2 separate regions of the Homo sapiens genome follow, and region 2 is linked to region 1. A link is a loop called in an ENCODE intact Hi-C map of the cell type or tissue named here. Cell type or tissue: gastrocnemius medialis. All regions are shown on one strand. Links, peaks and the distances in the headings refer to the core of each region. The heading gives the core; the rest is flanking DNA.

Region 1 (5,377 bases), core at 189-5,188:
TGGCAAGGCTGGTCTCAAACTCCTGGCCTCAAGTGATCCGCCCGCCTCAGCCTCCCAAAGTGCTGGGATTACAGGCGTGAGCCACCACGCCCGGCCTGGCTAATTTTTTTTTTTTTTTTTTAAGAGACGTAGTCTCGCTCTGTCGCCCAGGCTGGAGTGCACTGGCGCGATCTCGGCTCACTGCAAGCTCCGCCTCCCGGGTTCACGCCATTCTCCTGCCTCAGCCTCCCGAGTAGCTGGGACTACAGGTGTGCCCGCCACCACACCTGGCTAATTTTTGTATTTTTAGTAGAGACAGGGTTTCACCGTGTTAGCCAGGATGGTCTCGATCTGACCTCGTGATCCGCCCGCCTTGGCCTCCCAAAGTGCTGCGATTACAGATGTGAGCCACCATGCCCAGCCTTTATTTTTTATTTTAAATATATATATTTTTTTTTTATGGAACAGTTCACAAATGTGCATGTCATCCTTGCTCAGCGGCCATGCTAATCTTCTCTGTGTCATTCCAATTTTAGCGCATGTGCTGCTGAAGTGAGCACTGATCTCAGTCTTGAAAGAGGACTAGGTGTTTGCTTGGTGAATTGGGAGGGAGGAGGGAAGGTGGTTAGGAAAGGCATTCCAGGCAGAGGGAGTAATTAATAGAATCAAATGCAGGCAGGCGTGAAATAGCATGGTGAGCTAGGGGAAATGGAATTTGTTTTGCACAGCTGGAGCATAAAATTTGAGGGAGAAGTAGGACATGGAAAAAGATGAGACAGAGGGGGCAGGCAGGAGGCAGATTATGGAGGCCTCATAGGCCCTTCTAAGGTGATTGGATTTTATTTTAGGCCGTGGGGAACTATTTTAAATTATATTCTGGGTCCTAAAAGAATCAGATTTTCTTTTTTCAAATGATCATTCAGGCCACTTTGTGAAGGACAGCCCAGGAGGGCTCTTGGTTGGAAGCAGGTGATTGGTTAAGAGACTACTGGAATAGTCCAGACGAGAGATATTGAGGGCCTAGAGTGGGGCAGTAACAGAGAGTTAGAAACTAGGGCATGGATAGGAATTAAGATAGAATTCACAGGACCTGGTGACCCACATGGAATCTAAGTATTGAGTGGGTTATAAAAATAGGAGAGATTTGCTGGGCGCGGTGGCTCATGCCTGTAATCCCAGCACTTTGGGAGGCCGAGGCGGGCGGATCACGAGGTCAGGAGTTCGAGACCAGCCTGGCCAATATGGTGAAACCCCGTCTCTACTAAAAATACAAAAATTAGCTGGGCCTGGTGGTGGGCGCCTGTACTCCCAGCTACTTAGGAGGCTGAGGCAGGAGAATTGCTTGAACCTGGGAGGCGGAGGTTGCAGTGAGCCAAGATTGCACCACTGCACTCCAGCCTGGGCGACACAGCGAGATTCCGTCTTAGAAAAAAAAAAAAAAAGGAGAAATTTAGATGTTGGGTATCAAGGGTGTCAAGGGTATAGGGTTGGAAAGGCAACGCTAAAGGACAGCAAATGTGGGGGTAAGATATTTGCAGCAGATGCTTCACAGAATTTGCTTATACACTATTTAAAGATGACTCCAATTATAACATTAAAGAAAAGAATTGCTGGGCGCGGTGGCTCACGCCTGTAATCCCAGCTCTTTGGGAGGCCAAGGCGGGCAGATCACGAGGTCAGGAGTTCGAGACCAGCCTGACCAACATGGTGAAACCCCATCTTTACTAAAAATACAAAAAAAAAAATTAGCCGGGTTTGGTGGCACGTGCCTTGTAATCCTGGTTACCCAGGAGGCTGAGGCAGGAGAATCACTTGAACCCGGGAGGTGGAGGTTGCAGGAGCCGAGATCGTGCCATTGCACTCCAACCTGGGCAACAGAGTGAGACTCCGTCTCAAAAAAAAAAAAAAAAAAGAATTGAGAGGAGTTAGGCAGAGGTAAAAGTAACCAAAGGTCAGTTTTAAATGCTTGCCTGGCAGATCACCTGAGGTCAGGAGTTTGAGACCAGACTGGCCAACATGGCGAAACCCCATCTCTACTAAAAATACAAAAAAATTAGCTGGGCATGTTGGCAGGCGCCTTTAATCCCAGCTACTCAGGAGGCTGAGGCAGGAGAATCGCTTGAACCCGAGATGCAAAGGTTGCAGTGAGCCAAGAACGCACCATTGCACTCTAGCCTGGGCGACAAGAGTGAAACTCCGTCTCAAAAAAAAAAAGACATCTGCATTTTCCTTGATGTGTGGGGTAGAGGTTGGCTAGAAGCAGCTGGAGTGTCCGTACCTATCTTTCTTCCTCTTTTCCCATACCCTCCCCTCCACAGAAGTGACACAGCCCTAGAGGAGGCAGTAGCAGAGGTGCTAGACCATCGACCCATCGAGCCGAAACACTGCCCTCCCTGCCATGTTTCAGTTGAGCTGGTGGGGTCCTGTGCTACCCTGGTGACCGAGAGAATCCTGCAGGGGGCACCAGAGATCTTGGACAGGCAAACTGCAGCCCTTCTGCATGGTAAGGGTGGCTTTTGGATTGGGACCTCAGTAGTTCTATTCCTGTCCCTGAGAAGGGAGGGTGGAAAAGTCTAGACGCTTCCAGCCTAACCATATGCTCTCAGAGCCATTCAGCTCATACCAAAAGATAGGATTCTTTCAGGGGACAATTGAGCATGTGTTTAAAGGCCTGTGGGATACTTGTTGGAGAAAGTAGAAAGGAAGTGCAGGGCAACAGACCAAGAAGCTTCCTATTGGCATCATTTTATGATGGAAGGAGGATTAGCTAAAGAAGCAGGAAACAGATTCCAATACCAATTCCTCCAGGAAATAGGTGACCTTGAGCAAATCTCTTAACCTTTCTTGTTCTCATTTTTCCACTTGTAAAAAAAAAGAGAGAGAGAGTGAGTTGGACTAGACTGTCTTTTCCAACTTAGAAGATTCTTTGATGGGATTTGGCCTACTGAAGAGGTGTATCTCTGTCTGACTAGGCTGTAAAATCTCCAAGGTTTGAGATGCTCAGGCTTTCTTTCTACCTTTTCCCCATTTCCCTTCCTACATTTTAGTTTGGATTTGGGAGGTCTGAGGACACTGTCCATCCCAGTTTCTCATTTTGCTTTCAGAGATTTTGCTATACAAATCTCCTTGTGTGTGTCCATTTGGTGTGAAGGTTATATATGTTCTGGTGGTTGTGTGTGAAGGGTCACAGGATTCAAGTTCCACCATCTCCCTTCTCCACAGGAACCATCATCCTGGACTGTGTCAACATGGACCTTAAAATTGGAAAGGCAACCCCAAAGGACAGCAAATATGTGGAGAAACTAGAGGCCCTTTTCCCAGACCTACCCAAGAGAAATGATATATTTGATTCCCTACAAAAGGCAAAGTTTGATGTATCAGGTATGAAATGTTAGCTGACTTTTCTGCCTCCCAGATAAGAAAACAGAAAGGCAAGCCTTGTTCATTATATTATTTTTTTTTTTTTGAGACAGAGTCTTGCTCTGCCACCCAGGCTAGAGTGCAGTGGCACAATCTTGGCACACTGCAACCTCGACCTCCTGGGTTCAAGCGATTCTCCTGCCTCAGCCTCCCGAGTAGCTGGGATTACAGGCGCCCACCACCACGCCCAGCTAATTTTGGTATTTTTAGTAAAGATCGGGTTTCACCATGTTGACCAGGCTGGTCTTGAACTCTGAAGCTCAGGTGATCTGCCCGCCTGGGCCTCCCAAAGTGCTGGGATTACAGGCATGAGCCACCGCGCCTGGCCAATTATTTAAATTTTATACCAGAAAGAAATGAAGTACCATATTAGCCTAAGCATGAAATAATCAGTCATTTACTGGATTGTTCTATCCTGGCTCTTGGTTAGGATGAGGAGGAATGTATTAAGAGCCTCAGAAGGGCCAGACGCAGTGGCTCACGCCTGTAATCCCAACACTTTGGGAGGCCGAGGTGGGCAGATCACCTGAGGTCAGGAGTTCAAGACCAGCCTAGCTAACATGGTGAAACTCCGTTTCTACTAAAAATACGAAAAATTAGCTGAGCGTGGTGGTGTGTGCCTGTAATCCCATCTACTCAGGAGGCTGAGGCAGGAAAATCGCTTGAACCCGGGAAGTGGAGGTTGCAGTGAGCCGAGATTGCGCCATTGTACTCCAGCTTGGGCAACGACAGCGAAACTCCGTCTCAAAAAAAAACAAAAAGAGCCTCATAGGTTCCAGTCTATTCAGAGAATACAGGACATATATATAAAATATGCTGAGAGTATACTAAATTATCAGAGTGAAATCTATAGAATTGGTTAGGGAGGCAAAAGAAATATTTTGTGAGTAAACAAAAGATGAAGAGAACCCAAAAAAAACTGTATTCTTGTACTCAGCTACCACCTGTTGACATAAAAAGGAAGAAAGAAAGAAAGAACTCACATGTAAACAGTATAGGAAGAGGGAAAGATAAAAAGTAAAAGCCTCTGTTCTGGGTTTCATCCTTCTCTCCAAAGTTACTTGCTCTAAAGGTACCTATTGTCACCAGTTATTTAAGATGGCTTTTGATTATGTGATTACATTTTCTTTCTTTCTTTTTTTTTTTTTTTTTTGAGACAGAGTCCAGGTTCAAGTGATTCTCCTGCTTCAGCCTCCTGAGTAGCTGGGATTACAAGTGCCCGCCACCACACCCAGCTAATTCTTTGTATTTTTAGTAGAGACAGAGTTTCATCATGTTGACCAGGCTGGTCCCAAACTCCTGACCTCAGGTGATCCGCCCACCTCAGCCTCCCAAAGTGCTGGGATTACAGGCCTGAGTCACCGCGCCCGGCTATGATTACATTTTCAATTATCTCCCCCATTCATTGCCCCAAAGAGAGGCTGTTTTTCCTTCCTTGACCCATCTGGCTGTCCTTGCCTTCTTGGTCTTGGGACCCTGGCCTACCCTGTTTGACCCCTAGTCTCTCATCTGCTTTCTAGGACTGACCACTGAGCAGATGCTGAGAAAAGACCAGAAGACTATCTATAGACAAGGCGTCAAGGTGGCCATTAGTGCAATATATATGGATTTGGAGGTAAGAGCAAGTTGTGGCTGTGGGTGGGGAGAGAAAGCCTTTAGCTATGCATGTTATGCATGTGGCCTTGCACCTCATTCCTGGCTCACCTCCAAAATGTATCTTGTGTCTATCTTTGTCTCTACCTCCACTGTGACCACCAGAGTCCAGCATCTCTCACTGCACCGCTGTATTAGCCTCAGTACTGGTGTCCCTGCCTCTGCTTTTGCAGCCCTACAAACCATTCTCCCCGCAGCAGCCAGAGTGGTCTTTTTTAATTTTTTTTTTTTTTTTTTAAGGGAGTCATGCTTTGTTGCCAGGCTAGAGTACAGTGGTACCATCATGGCTCACTGCAGCCTCAACCTTCCAGGCTCAAGCAATCCT
Region 2 (5,377 bases), core at 311-5,310, 72 kb after region 1:
TGATAAGGAAGCCACTTCAGAATTTAAAATTAACTGTGATGATTTCGTCCTTTTTTTTTTTTTTTTTTTTTTTTTTGAGGCAGAGTCTCACTCTGTTGCCCAGGCTGGAATGCAGTGGCATGATCTCAGCTCACTGCAGCCTCCATTTCCTGGGTTTGAGGGATTCTTCCACCTTAGCCTCCCGAGCAGCTGGGACAATAGCCACACACTACCATGACCAGCTTATTTTTGTATTTTTAGTAGAGACAGGGTTTCGCCATGTTGCCCAGGCTGGTCTCGAACTCCTAACTTCAGGTGATCCACCTGCCTTGGCCTCTCAAAGTGCTGGGATTACAAGTGTCAGCCACTGTGCCGGCTGTGTCCCATTAATTTCTGTTTCCCACCCCCGACCCCGAGATAGAGTCTCACTCTGTTGCCCAGTGCAATGGCACGATCTCGGCTCACTGCTTGGATTCAAGTGATTCTTCCTCCTCAGCCTCCTGAGTAGCTGAGATTACAGGCACCTGCCATCATGCCCAGCTAATTTTTGTATTTTTGTAGAGACAGGGTTTCACCATTTTGGCCAGGCTGGTCTTGAACCCCTGACCTCAGGTGATCCGCCTGCCTCGGCCTCCCAAAGTGCTGGGATTACAGGCGTGAGCCACTGCGCCTGGCCTGCCCATTAATTTCTTAAGCCAGCACTGTACATCAGGGAACAATAGGACAGGGGATATAAAAATTAACAGGACATGGGCCAGGCGTGGTGGCTCATGCCTGTAATCCCAACACTTTGGGAGGCCGAGGCAGGTGGATCACCTGAGGTCAGGAGTTCGAGACCAGCCTGGCCAATATGGTGAAATCCCGTCTCTACTAAAAATGCAAAAAAAATTTGCTGGGCATGGTGACGTGTGCCTGTAATCCCAGCTACTCGGGAGGCTGAAGCAGGAGAATCACTTGAACCTGGGAGGCAGAGGTTGCAGTGAGCCAAGATCGCGCCACTGCACTTGAGCCTGGGTGACACAGCAGGATTCCATCTCAAAAAAAAAAAAAAATTAATAGGACATGAAGTGTTGAAAGCATGATAAAAGTAAAGACAGGCAAGAAAATATTATAATATTGCATAATAAATAGATATCTAGTAAGTGCCATGGGAGCACAAAGGAGGGAATAGTGGAATCTGAACTGAATATTGAAGTAGGCAGAGAAGTGAGAAAACTATATTCTAGCCTAGAAAAAGAGCAAATCAAAGACACAGAGGTGTGAAAGAACGTGGAATGTTCAAGAAAAAGTAGTTGAGTGATGAGAGAATGGGCAAAGGAAGTAGAGTTTGGGAGTGGCAGATGCTAAGCTTGAAAGTTAGGCTGGATTCTGAATGTAGGGATGCTTTACAGCGTGTGAAGGAGTTTGAACTATTATGTGGGCGATGCATTTGGATAGAAGTTTTTAAATAGAGGACTGATATGACTAAATTTGGTTTAAAAAGATGATTGTTTGGAATGTGGCACACAGATGAGAGAGACACTTAATGCTAAATAACTATACGGTGACTTTCATTAGGCCAGGCAAGGGCCAATGAGAACTTGAACCAAGGAAGTGCTACTATTTCGCCACGTAGCAGTACTACTCTTCCCTCCTCTGTGCTCCCATAGCACTTACTAGATGTCTGTTTATCATGTAATATTGTAATATTTTATTTCCTATCTTTAATTTTATCGTGCTGTGAACACTTCATGTCCTAGTGGAGGATAAAGGAAAAGGGCAAATTCAAGAAGGAATTTAGGCCAGGCATGGTAGCTCACGCCTGTAATCCTAGCACTTTGGGAGGCCGAGGTGGGTGAATCCCCTGAGGTCAGGACTTCAAGACCAGCCTGGCCAACATGGTGAAACCTCATCTTTACTAAAAATACAGAAATTAGCTGACTTGGTCGTGGGTGCCTGTAATCCCAGCTACTTGGGTGATGGAGGCAGGAGAATCGGTTGAACTTGGGAGGTGGAGGTTGTAGTGAGCTGAGCTGAGATCGTGCCACTGTACTCCAGCCTGGGAGACAAGAGTGAGACTCTCAAAAAAAAAAAAAAAAAGGAATTTCACAATATCCAAAGAATGGATAACCTGTTTCATTTGAAGCTCTTAGTCAAGGGGATAATTATATATGAAAAACAGTCATTTCTGGCTGGGCGTGGTGGCTCATGCCTGTAATCCTAACACTTTGGGAGGCTGAGGAGGGTGGATTGCCTGAGCTCAGGAGTTCAACGCCAGCCTGGGCAACTCGATGAAACCCTGTCTCTACTAAAATACAAAAGAAATTAGCCGGGCATGGCAGCGTGCGCCTATAGTCCCAGCTACTTGGGAGGCTGAGGCAGGAACCCTGGAGGCGGAGGTTGCAGTGAGCCGAGATCGCACCACTGCACTCCAGCCTGGGCGACAGAGTGGGACTCCGTCTCAAAAAAAAATAAAAAGAGAGAGAGAGAGACAGAGAAAGCAAGCAAGCAAGCCATTTCTGCTGCATTTTCAGTATTTTTTTTTAATTGACAGGTGGTCTATATACTGGTTAGTCCCTTGAACTTTCAATTCTTTGTTTAGAGCCCTTTCATAACTGGACTTTTTAAAGTAGTGATTATGTTTGTAGAAAATTGCTTCTGAAAGTAATAAAGATAAGCTACTTTTCACCAAAATTGAACAGATATCCCTGGAAGCAAAAGTACAGCATATGGAGCGAGACTTTAAAATCTGGCACTTATTTATTTGCTTGTTATATATTCTCTCAGGAATTTTTTCAATGGCCGAATGGAACAAGTAGTTGGACAAAACTCTAGAGAATATTGTTCTCTATAGATACTCTGCAGGGATCTCTTGCTAGCACACTGACTTGTAGATAATTAATCATAAAATGTTAGTGCTGGAAATTACTTTTTAGGCTATTCAGGTCAACTCCCTCATTTTTCTTTTTTCTTTTTTTGAGACGGAGTCTCACTCTGTCGCCCAGGCTGGAGTATAATGACACCAACTTGGCTTACCGCAATCTTGGCCTCCTGGGTTCAAGCAATTCTCCTGCCTCAGCCTCCCGAGTAGCTGGGATTACAAGCACCTGCCACCACGCCCAGCTGATATTTTTGCATTTAGTAGAGACAGGGTTTCACCATGTTGGCCAAGCTGGTCTCAAACTCCTGACCTCAAGTGGTCCACCCGCCTCAGCCTCCCAAAGTGGTAGGATTACAGGCATGAGCCACCGTGCCTGGCCTGACTCCCTCATTTTTCAAATGAAAAAAACAAGATTCATAGAGGTTGATTGAATTGTCTAGAAGTTTTTGCAAATGATACACCTTTGCTTTCCTGAAGTAGGAACAAGCTTTGGAAAGCAACCTAACAACTCTGTTGGCCTGGTCTGAAAAAAAATGGTGGTCTTAATGAGAACTCTGATCTCCCTGGGACATTGTGTACCGGAACTAGTTATAATTGATAGAGCATTGGGATGGGAGTGGAATATGCTGTTCAGTAACTGTGTAACTAAAGCTAATAAGTGTTCTTGGGCTGGGCACGGTGGCTCAAGCCTGTAATCCTACCACTTTAGGAGGCCAAGGTGGGCGATTTGCCTGAGCCCACAAGTTCTAGACCAACTTGGGCAACATGGCAAAACCCTCTACTAAAAATACAAAAAATTAGCTGGGCGTGGTGGCGTGTGCCTGTAATCCCAGCTGCTCGGGAGGGTGAGTCATGAGAATTGCCTGAACCCAGGAGGTGGAGGTTGCAATGAGCCAAGATCGTGCCACTGCACTCCAGCCTGGGTGGCAGAGTGAGACTGTCTCAAAAAAAAAAAAAAGAAAGACAGAAAAGAAAAGCTAATAAGTGTTCTGATTGAAATATCCTGCCTTGTTTGATAGGAAGCAATGCAGAATCAGGTGAATGTTAATCCAGAGAGAGCCAACCCTGTGACTGACCCTGTGAGTATGGCTGCTCCATTCATCTTCACGTCGGGTGAGGTTGTTAACCTCGCAAGCCTTATTTCTTCAACCAACACCAAAACAACCTCAGGTAATGTTCTGATAACATGAAATTTATTTTAGACTCAAAAAAGAACAGAACCCTAGATTTTCCAGGAGATGAATGGATACCCTTTCTAATACTCCTTAATTAAAATATTGCCAAAGCAGAAGATTTGTAATAGATTTTAAAGCTGAGGTACTTATTCTTTCTGGGGAAGGGAAGATCATACATAGGGATTACAAAGGAATACTTATTGTGTTAAAAGTAAAATATTCTGGCTTGGGCACAGTGGCTCATATCTGTAATCCCAATGCTTTGGGAGGCCAAGGTGGGAAGATTGCTTGAGGCCACCCTGGACTGGACAACATAGCAAGACCCCATCCTCTACTAAAAATAAATTGGATGGGCATGGTGATGCATACCTGCAGTCCCAGCTACTCAGGAGGCTGACATGGGAGGATCTCGTGAGCTCAGGAGTTGGACTTACTGTGAGTTATAATTGTGCCACTGTACTCTGGCCTGGATGACAGAGCAAGACCCTGTCTCTAAAAAAAAAAAAAAAAGGAAAATATTGTACAGATTAATCTATTGAAGGGTTATGCCTAGACCAAAAATGAAAATATGAAGGTGCCTCAACATGATACTGATAAGGGAAATAAACATTAATAGTTTAAAGCAGTAACAAAGCAGAATAAACATAAGCGGCTTTTGGAGTACTGATATAAAAGAGGTAAATGTGATTATCTGAATAAAGTATAAGAGTCTGGATTTGTTCTTAGTGCATATATAAAAAGAAAACAGCAGAGAAAACTACTTGGTGTTGATCTTTTGAAACCTGTATGTTTTTGACTTGGCGCGGTGCCTCACGCCTGTAGTCCCAGCACTTTGGGAGGCCGAAGTGGGTGGATCACCTGAAGTCAGAAGTTTAAGACCAGCCTGGTCAACATGGTGGAACCCCATCTCTACTAAATATACAAAAATTAGCCGGCTGTGGTGGTGGGTGCCTGTAATCCCAGCTACTTGTGAGATTGAGGCAGGAGAATCGCTTGAACCTGGAAGGCGGAGGTTGCAGTGAGCCGAGATTGCGCCATTGCGCTCCAGCCTGGGCAACAAGAGTGAAACTTCATCTCAAAAAAAAAAAAAAAAAGAAAGAAAGAAACCTGCATGTTTTCAACAAAACCTTCTATCTAAATAAGAATGAATGAGTTTGTTTTTCAGCATCTCCTTTATTTTTTATTTTTTATTTTTTATTTTTTTCTCCAAGGCGGAGTCTCGCTGTGTTTCCCAGGCTGGAGTGCAGTGGCGCAATCTTGGCTCACTGCAACCTTTGCCTCCCGGGTTCAAGCGATTCTCCTGCCTCAGCCTCCTGAGTAGCTGGGACTACAGGCATGTGCCACCACGCCCAGCTAATTTTTG

The links. A loop is a pair of places that touch in the nucleus more often than their neighbours do. Peaks named below come from ENCODE experiments on the same cell type or tissue, not always from the same donor. Only the 100,000 strongest peaks of a DNase experiment are listed, where the experiment ranks them.
Region 2: a loop joins it to region 1, with 7 times the contacts of the local background. A loop is called at or near these places in 8 of 110 quality-filtered maps.

What each region holds. Positions count from the first base shown.
Region 1 is chr1:151,022,314-151,027,690 of GRCh38, forward strand. It overlaps PRUNE1 (prune exopolyphosphatase 1), which reads left to right. Exons shown (of 8, transcript NM_021222.3): 4 at 2,298-2,482; 5 at 3,202-3,360; 6 at 4,920-5,014. It also overlaps the pseudogene RNU6-884P. Among named protein-coding and RNA genes, the nearest start is that of BNIPL, 12 kb to the right of the region's middle. In gastrocnemius medialis, for the core only: a CTCF peak has its summit at 2,424 (motif pointing right); DNase peaks (open chromatin) are centred at 546 and 2,438; H3K27ac peaks cover 2,561 bases.
Region 2 is chr1:151,093,994-151,099,370 of GRCh38, forward strand. GABPB2 (GA binding protein transcription factor subunit beta 2) reads left to right here. Exons shown (of 9, transcript NM_144618.3): 5 at 3,859-4,009. Among named protein-coding and RNA genes, the nearest start is that of GABPB2, 26 kb to the left of the region's middle. In gastrocnemius medialis, for the core only: no CTCF peak of the experiment used is centred there; no DNase peak of the experiment used is centred there.